Linked DNA regions of Homo sapiens: all the other regions are linked to region 2. The links are chromatin contacts, found by Hi-C or POLR2A ChIA-PET in ENCODE. All regions are on one chromosome and are shown on one strand. The core of a region is the stretch at or near the end of the contact, and the rest is flanking DNA. Distances in the headings are between cores, read along the strand shown. Region 1 overlaps TLR7 (toll like receptor 7). Region 2 has its middle 26 kb from the start of TMSB4X. Region 3 has its middle 79 kb from the start of FAM9C.

Region 1 (3,038 bases), core at 503-3,002, 110 kb before region 2:
GTCACAGGAGTTGGAAAGATGGGGTTTATATAATGCATCAAGTCTTCTTTCTTATCTCTCTGTGTCTCTATTTGCACTTGAGTCTCTCACCTCAGCTCCTGTAAAAGAGTGGCAAGTAAAAAACATGGGGCTCTGATTCTCCTGTAATTGTGATAATTAAATATACACACAATCATGACATTGAGAAGAACTGCATTTCTACCCTTAAAAAGTACTGGTATATACAGAAATAGGGTTAAAAAAAACTCAAGCTCTCTCTATATGAGACCAAAATGTACTAGAGTTAGTTTAGTGAAATAAAAAACCAGTCAGCTGGCCGGGCATGGTGGCTCATGCTTGTAATCCCAGCACTTTGGGAGGCCGAGGCAGGTGGATCACGAGGTCAGGAGTTTGAGACCAGTCTGGCCAACATGGTGAAACCCCGTCTGTACTAAAAATACAAAAATTAGCTGGGCGTGGTGGTGGGTGCCTGTAATCCCAGCTACTTGGGAGGCTGAGGCAGGAGAATCGCTTGAACCCGGGAGGTGGAGGTGGCAGTGAGCCGAGATCACGCCACTGCAATGCAGCCCGGGCAACAGAGCTAGACTGTCTCAAAAGAACAAAAAAAAAAAAACACAAAAAAACTCAGTCAGCTTCTTAACCAATTGCTTCCGTGTCATCCAGGGCCCCATTCTGTGCAGATTGAGTGTGGGCACCACACAGGTGGTTGCTGCTTCAGTGCTTCCTGCTCTTTTTCCTTGGGCCTGCTTCTGGGTTCCATAGGGAAACAGTAAGAAAGAAAGACACATCCTTACCATAAATGCATATGGTCCACCTACAAATAGAAAAATATTTAAATGATCTGCCTTTATACAAAGTGATATTCTCTACCTTTGATAATTTACCTGCTTAAATGTTTTTATCTGCACTGCAAAGTACTGTATCCAAAGTAAAATTTCCTCATCCAATATCTTTCAAACTGTTTTGTTAACTAATGCCATATATTTGTAAGTATCTGCACACTTGATACAGCAACGTTAGATGGTTTTGATGGTAAACCCTAAAGGAGGACTCCAAGAGTGTGTATTTATTTATAGTTTTATCAGAGATGACAATTATTTGAATGCCAATTATATGGATTCCTTTCATTTTTTGCTGGAGGATGGGAGAAGAAACCAAAGTTTATAGACCTTCACATTGAGAAAGCTTCAGTTTTGAACTTCAGCTATCAGATTCAAAAACAACAGAAAGAACCAAGACATTCTTAAGATGCCTGTACTTTCAGCTGGGTATAAATTCATGAGTTCAAAGATTGAAACCTGACCAATTTGCTTTATTTCATGGAAGAAGTGATCTACAAAGGTGTTTGTGCCATTTGGAAAACAGCGTGCATGTGTTCAAGCCTTAGATTGGCGATGTCGTATTTTCCTCACGTGTGGCAATGCCAAAGGCTTTACTTTACCTGTGAGTACACACTATATGAATTATTTCCAACGTACATTTAATCAATAAGGGTCACAAATTCCCAAATCAATCTCTGGAATAAATAGAGAGGTAATTAAATTGCTGGAGCCAACTATTTCACAACTTCTGTAAGCTTTATTGTGTTTCATAGTTTCCGTTCTTCTTCTGTGAGAACAAGGATAATGGCATTAAAAAATCAGCTTTTGGTCATTATAAATTGTCTTCTATTAAAACACATATACACATAAAATCACTTGAAGACAATTTAAACATCTTCTGAAATGGATCAAGAGGAAGGGAAACTGAAAATAATGCAACTCAGAAACCACAGAGTATTTTGACATGAGGTTAAGCACCGTGGTTTGTTGTAGGAAAATAACAGCACACCAACAGATGGTTTTTATCTGAATTCTTTGGTAATCTTGACATGTCATTCTTCTAACTTTCTGAGGGCCCTCAGTGCAGTTTTGTAGGACTGGAGCTGTTCACAGACGGTCCCCACAAAGCTCTGAACGTGGGGCTTCTCTGCTGACTGGCCTCTGGTTGGCTCCACCCCGGAAGGAACTCCCAGATTCTCCATGAATTCCGCTTCCACCATCAAGCCTTGGTCCAAGCCCCTTTCAACCTTGACTTGGCCAGGAAGTGTCCTTTCTCTTCAGATAGATACTACACCTTAGCAAGACTTGGCATTTTTAGAATCCAAGCCAAGGGAGGCACTTGGCAAGGCAAATGTTATGGATGAGAAAAAGGCAAAACAAGTGTCTGCAGTTTGTAGAGGAGAGAGAGGATGAGTCTGATTGTAGCCCTGACCCTGAGTCAGGATCTCTCGGCCCCATTTGCAGGTCTACTTCCAGCTCCATCTGTCTGGACACTCTTTTAGGTCCAGATCATCTCTTACATGTGGCCAAGGAATATAGAGTATGCAAGGGGATGTAGCGACCTGAGAGTGTGAGTAACTTGTGCCCATCTCCAAGGAAGCTGTGATGGGGATAGCAAGGACACACACTCTTCTTATTTATAATGCCTTTCCCCCTCCCATGAGATATGCTTTTTATTTACTTCCTCCTTCTCATCCTAAGTCGGGTGAACAAGAGGACCAGGTTGCACATCCTACTACTTATTTATGGCCCAATTTTAACATGGGGGTGGAGTTGAGGTTGGAATTGTTCCTCCGCCTCTGCTGCACATGCTCAGTAAGCAAGAACACTGTTGATGGGAAAGGCTTAGTCACAGACAGTGGGAGCACATCCCTCCTTGGAGCTTTGGGTCGCTGTGCTCCAGAAACAGTTAGTTATAGCACACCCTGCTCCTGGCATCTACTGGAAGGTGAAGCCCTTGACCCTAAGAAACATTGGGAATGATTTGTACCCTCCAAAGTCCAATAGCTATGTCGGAGGGAAACGATCAAAGAACATGATTGAGGAGACTCAAACAGAGATGTGCTTCAGACAACACCAAGACAGAAAATTAATCCATTTTACCAAGTTAACAATGTACTGAAGGCGAACAAGAGACCAACCCACCTGCCAACCAACGCTATGAAGAAGGAGGGTTGATCAGTCTGGCTAACATGGTGAAACCCCATCTCTACTAAA
Region 2 (2,796 bases), core at 120-2,619:
AGCATCATTCAAAGCCATATTGACATCCATCCACATCACTCAGCTTCTGGAAAAGTGGGTCAAAAATATTCAATGAGTTACCCAATTCTCGAAGAGAACAAGAGTGAGATAGAATTCGTTGGTAATTCAATAGATTTCGTTAACTCAATTTCCAGTTTACCAACAGCCAAACCAAAGGCTTCTAAAAGGAGTAAGTCAGCTCTCTGACCTACTCTGATCATTTCTGTGTCTTTTGGAGGAAAAAACAACCAGCCCAACTGCTCTTAGTAAGGAAAACTGCAACCCGCCAGTCAGATGCAGATTTCACCTCTGAACCGAGTGTTTGGTTTCACCTACACACTTCCTGCCGGGTGCTTTGCTCATTCAACGTTCAACAGCTGTATCTTTCCCAATTCGATTCATCTCACTTTCTTTTTGGTCATCAGTGGCAAAACAGTATAAAATACCTTTATTACTATCTGACGCTCAGCGTTATACCCAAGATTTATCTTTTTAAAAGCCAAGAGACCATTGCATTTATCAAAAGGAGAGTAGTGGGTGCCACTGGGGGCTCATATTGCCAGTGGATATTGTGAATTACATTAAGAAGATCTGAGAACAAATGTCTTCTGATATCACCTTCTCATATTTGATTACCACTATTTCATGAGTGCCTTTTATTTTCCTTCTAAACATTTGTGGCATTGTTTTTTTTTTTAAGCAACAGCCAACCTAATATATATTATTTGTGCCACGTGTGGTATTATTGCTAAGACACTCTATGCGGGTTCTGGTGCAATTTTAGTCTTATATTTCTGAGTTGTTAGAGCCATTTAAGTAGCTTGCCTATGGGGGAATCCTTAAAACAGCTCTGAATACCTTAGAGAGGTACATTTTAAGTAAGGCTGCATCATCATTTTGGCTATGAGAGTTCCTGGGATGTGGGGGAAAGGATGTTAAATCAGAACCCTCACATTATTTAAATGTTTTCATGAAGGATATAATCAAGTGTGCCTCTTGATTCTATTTGAAGATGTGCCAAGCGGCAGGGGCCCTCTTGACAAAAGCGGCCAGGAAGTGACTTTTTACTCCCCAGCGACAGCATTTTCAAATTGCTCTTTTCTGCTCAATAAAGGCTAAAAAGGAAGTGAAACCTTTTGTCATATTCTGCACCACTGATTTTTTCCAGACGAGCAGAAATGCCTGCCTGTATATCCTTCTAAGGACTGGCTAAGAAAGGGTGGAAAATAACAGGCAAGAAATGTATCTGTTTGAGTGTCTGTTCTTTGGTTTGGCTATGAAGTAAAACCCAAAAACGACATTGAATTTGGCATTGGAAACTGCAGTGCCATTGTTGCTTTGGGACTGGCTTAACAAGCCCACAATATTCTAGAAGCATGTGCCCGTCCCAGGAGCCGACTCAGCCATTTCTCAAACATGAAGAGGACTGGGCCGTGCAGTCCTGTTTCCTCTTCCTGATCTTTGTAGTAGTTACAAGCTGAACAGAAACATGCAAATAAAAATCGAGAACCCTAAAGAGTAAGAAAATCATTTCCAGAAAGACTGATAATAAATTTCAAGCCATCAGCTCAAATATCACTGATTTAAGTGCATTTGTTCCAGCTCTTTTATAGAATGTGAGGTTAAATACACAAACTTGATATTAGAGTTGTCCCTGTACTAATTCCCGCATGCGATTCTTTTAAAAAGAAAAATAAAATAGAATGATTTTTAAAAATCTCATCTAGAATGAGAAAACATAAAGTGCTTTTGGCTTTCCTTTCCCTGATTTTGAAGGGCTTTTTTTTCCGCTTTTCCTTTACTTCCCTACCTTAAAGATGTTTAAATTTAAGCCAGGTGTGAGCTCTGAGAGAGATCGAAGCTGCATTTTATTTACCTTTGTAGCTCAGACAACCAGAAATGGTAGCGTTAGTATTTGTGGAATGAGTCTTCACCTGACTTATCCTGAAGGGATGCATCTTCTACTTAGGATAATGTTAGATTTGAATTTTACAAGATCCTGAGTCAGTAGTCTGTCATCCAGGCTGCAGTGCAGTGGCACAATCATGGCTCACTGCAGCCTGGACCTCCCAGGCTCAAGTGATCCTCCTACCTCAGCCTCCCAAGTAGCTGGGACTATACGTGTGCACCACCATGCTCGGCTAATTTTTACATTTTTTGTAGAGAACAGGTCTCACTACGTTGCTCAGACTGATCTGGAACCCCTGGCTTCAAGTGACCCTCTCACCTCAGCCTCCCAAAGCGCTGGGATTACAGGTATGAGCCACTGCACCCCACCATTATCATTATTTTAGAGTGTACTCCTACATATAGATATAAAGTTAAGTGTAAAACAGCCTCACGCAGGTCCTTCAGGAGGTATCCAGAAGAAGGCATTGTTATCATAGGAGATGACAGCTCCATGCCTGTTACTTCCCCTGAGGACCTTCCAGTGGGACAAGCTGTGGAGGTGGAAGACAGTGAGATTGACAATCCTGAGCCTGTGTAGGCCTAGGCTAATGTCTGTGTTTGTGTAAAAACACACACAAAAATAAAATAAAAAGTTTGAAAATAGAAAAAAGTTTACAGAATAAGGATATAAAGAAAGAAAACATTTCTGTACAGCTGTACAATGTATATTTTAAGCTGTTATTACAAAAGAGTCAAAAAGCTAAAAAAATTCGAAGGTGTATAAAGTAAAAACGTTACAGTAAGCTAAGGTTAATTTATTATTGAAGAAAGAAAAATATTTTAAACATAAATTTAATGTAGCCTAAGTGTACAGTGTTTATAAAGTCTACTGTAGTATACAGTCAT
Region 3 (2,796 bases), core at 97-2,596, 120 kb after region 2:
GGTCACCAGTGACTTAGCATCAGTTCAATCTGGAACTGGATCCCCAAGACCCCAAGTCTCATGCACTTTTTTCCACCAGTGCTTCTCAAAAATTAATGTATACTCAGACAATCTGGGAATCCTGTTAAAACACAGATTCTGATTCAGCCAGTCTGGGGGAGGTGCTGAAATTCTGAATTTCTAACAAGCTCTGAGAAGGCGCCAATGCTGCTCGTTCATGGAACCCACTTGGAACAGTGAGGGTCTATAACTGGTTTCATCAACCTCTGGAACTTATGATTCCTTGAAGCTAAACTTTCATCAGAGTTCGAAGAAAAAAAAAGTGTGCAAAAAAAAAAATCACAAAACATATAATGAGATAACTCCCAAAGTTATTATAATCTCACTACTGTGAAGTTACAAGGGAGTTTATTACCAAAATACCCATCGAACTTCAAAGTGTCAGTACAAACAGGCAACCCTCAATTTTGCCAAGGCCTACAATCAATGAAAAGTTTCTATTCTGTTGCCTGATTGGAGGTCCTGCTGGGAGACACAAAAGTCCCTTCCCTCCTTCCCTTCATTTAGCACCAGGGAGTTCATTACCAATGGGGGCTCCATGCAAAAGAACATTTCTCTATCTTCTGAAAATTGATTGCTCCCTCTCTCTGTACATTTGTTTTTCATTTACACAGATATTTCAGCTATTTTTGATTTGTGGTGTAACCTAGGTAACCTAAATCAGCTAAAATAAGAACTAATTCCAACCTCCAGATCAAATGGCAAACCACACCTGAGCTTTGCACAGATCAAGTAGCAGAAGGAATAGCGAGGTTTTTGTGAGGAGGGCTGCCTTCTTTGATCTGATGTGGCCCGGACAGCATGGGAGCCGGTGCAGATGTGTAAGAGAGGCTCAAGTGCCACTTTGGAAGATTCACCAAGAAGAGTGCATTCTTCTCTCTTCTGGTTTCTCCATATTGTTCTTTTGGGTGTTCACTTTCAGATTCTGCTGGCCTTTGCATATTAGAGAAGAGGTTGGCAAACTTTGTCTGTAAAGGGTCAGCCAGTAAATATTTTCGGCTTTGAAGGCCACATACACGGTCTCTGTCACAACTACTCAACTGTGCCCTTTGAGCTCAAAAGCAGCCACAGACAATATGTAAACAATTGGGCATGGCTATGTTCCAAATAAACTTTATTCATGGACACTGAAATCCTAATTTCAATTAATTTTCATTTGTCATGAAATATTATTTTCCTTTTGATTTTTTTTCACCATTTAAAAATGTAAAAACCACTCTGCTTGCAGGCTGTATAAAACCAGGCGGCAGGCCGGAGGACTTGGCTCACAGGCCATAGTTTGTCTACCGTTATACATATTAGAGTCATACAAGTACAGCCAAATGCAACATTCTCATAAAACATAATGTTAAAAATCAGATGGAGAATAGACCTCCAGATTTCCTGCGTTTATGATGACAGCTTTACAGGAAACCAAAACTGTGTGCTGGGGACTGTTCTGGGTATTCTGCAAATGTTTTTTCGTGTTTGTCTTTGGTATATAATACATTCTCATTTCCTAGGGCTGTTTAGTTTGTGAATGTGAAACTGTCGACTTCCTGTGTCAACTTCAAGTAGCTAAGTTTTCCTATTTGTTTGAATTCCTGTAGTGGACCCTCATCTTATATTTATTTATTTTGGCTCCAAAGACTGACCATATTCATAGTAAGAGTTTGGCAATGTAAGTAGTCATTTTCTGCAAAGAAATATATTCTGACCGAATCATTTCACTGAAACCTCCTAAACCATGAACTTTTATTCTAGAACTAATAAGTGTTTGTGGCAAAGTTCTTTAGCCCTTTGGCTTGTACATTTTATGGCTACAAAAAGGTAGTTGGAATTTTTTTTTTTCGTGAAGGAATTTCATGCATAGCCCAGGACTGTTTTAAGTGTAGAATTTATCTTTGCAACATGCATCTTCAACATGCATGTATGCTTTCTGAGTATGTGCAATTATTCTACTTTTGTGTTAGATGTTCTAAGCTTTTGTGTCTTTCTTGTCACATCATATACAGATTCCTTTCAACCATTACCTTATACATACCCTTTAACTTCAATAGCTTTAGCTGTAGGAATGTCTGTAAAGTCACAAAATTAATTTTCTCCAAACACCACATTCATTTATCCCTCCCCTTAGTGGCACGAACTTAACACAAGGCACACGAGCTTTCAGACTTGAGATTCTTTTTTTATGACTTCTTTAAACCATCATCTAATTGTTGATCTGACAGATTGCATACTCAGAGTAAGTTTATTAACCAGAGCATCTTTTTTGATACCATAAAATTAATTTATTTCTGCCCCAAGAGTGCATTTTGGGAGTGGGTTAGTAAGAAACATCTGAATCATAATCATTTTTGGAACATCCCTTGTACTCCATAAAAATAACATTGATTCAGAACCACTCCCAATTCTCTGCTCCTTCAGGAGACAGGATAGTGGAATTGATTAGCGCTCAGCTGCTGAATGCTGAAGGACGCCCACAGGCCTGGAAAAGACTTGGCTAGGCCTCTGCCAATACCCCTGACGGAAGAAGGGAACATTGGTCGGCTCCCTTTCAGATAATGTGCTTGGGTTTTGCCGTACCTTTGAAAAGACATTGAGACATAAAGGCTTTGTCAGAAGAGGAGGAGGATGCAGGAGGGTGAAGGCTGCAGCCTTGGCCCAGCTGAAGTGCCCCACACAAATTTTCAGATCTCTGACATCTGTGTTTCCTCTGGCCTGACCTTTTCCTAGTCCTTCCCTGGCTTAAGGGGT

Evidence for each region. A loop is a pair of places that touch in the nucleus more often than their neighbours do. ChIA-PET counts read pairs that join two places held with the same protein, here RNA polymerase II (POLR2A). Pooled maps may share reads with other maps.
Region 1: a loop to region 2 is called in a pooled map, with 6 times the contacts of the local background. The contact joins two enhancer-like sites. A Hi-C loop is called at or near these places in 9 of 37 single-sample maps with no recorded cell type and 6 of 50 pooled maps.
Region 3: a loop to region 2 is called in a pooled map, with 2.4 times the contacts of the local background. The contact joins two enhancer-like sites. A Hi-C loop is called at or near these places in 1 of 168 maps with a recorded cell type or tissue (PC-3) and 2 of 50 pooled maps. POLR2A ChIA-PET finds 5 or more read pairs at or near these places in 3 of 52 experiments (H1, PC-3 and activated B cell).

Annotation. Positions count from the first base shown.
Region 1 is chrX:12,888,804-12,891,841 of GRCh38, forward strand. TLR7 (toll like receptor 7) reads left to right here. Exons shown (of 3, transcript NM_016562.4): 3 at 1-1,558. Among named protein-coding and RNA genes, the nearest start is that of TLR8, 16 kb to the right of the region's middle. Within about 2 kb of position 1,753, at least 4 of the 41 ENCODE cell types and tissues checked have a DNase peak (open chromatin) inside an H3K27ac peak, as active enhancers do.
Region 2 is chrX:12,999,327-13,002,122 of GRCh38, forward strand. No RefSeq gene overlaps it. Among named protein-coding and RNA genes, the nearest start is that of TMSB4X, 26 kb to the left of the region's middle. Within about 2 kb of position 1,370, at least 19 of the 41 ENCODE cell types and tissues checked have a DNase peak (open chromatin) inside an H3K27ac peak, as active enhancers do; they include PC-3, where a contact is called at or near this core.
Region 3 is chrX:13,122,583-13,125,378 of GRCh38, forward strand. No RefSeq gene overlaps it. Among named protein-coding and RNA genes, the nearest start is that of FAM9C, 79 kb to the left of the region's middle. Within about 2 kb of position 1,347, at least 6 of the 41 ENCODE cell types and tissues checked have a DNase peak (open chromatin) inside an H3K27ac peak, as active enhancers do; they include PC-3, where a contact is called at or near this core.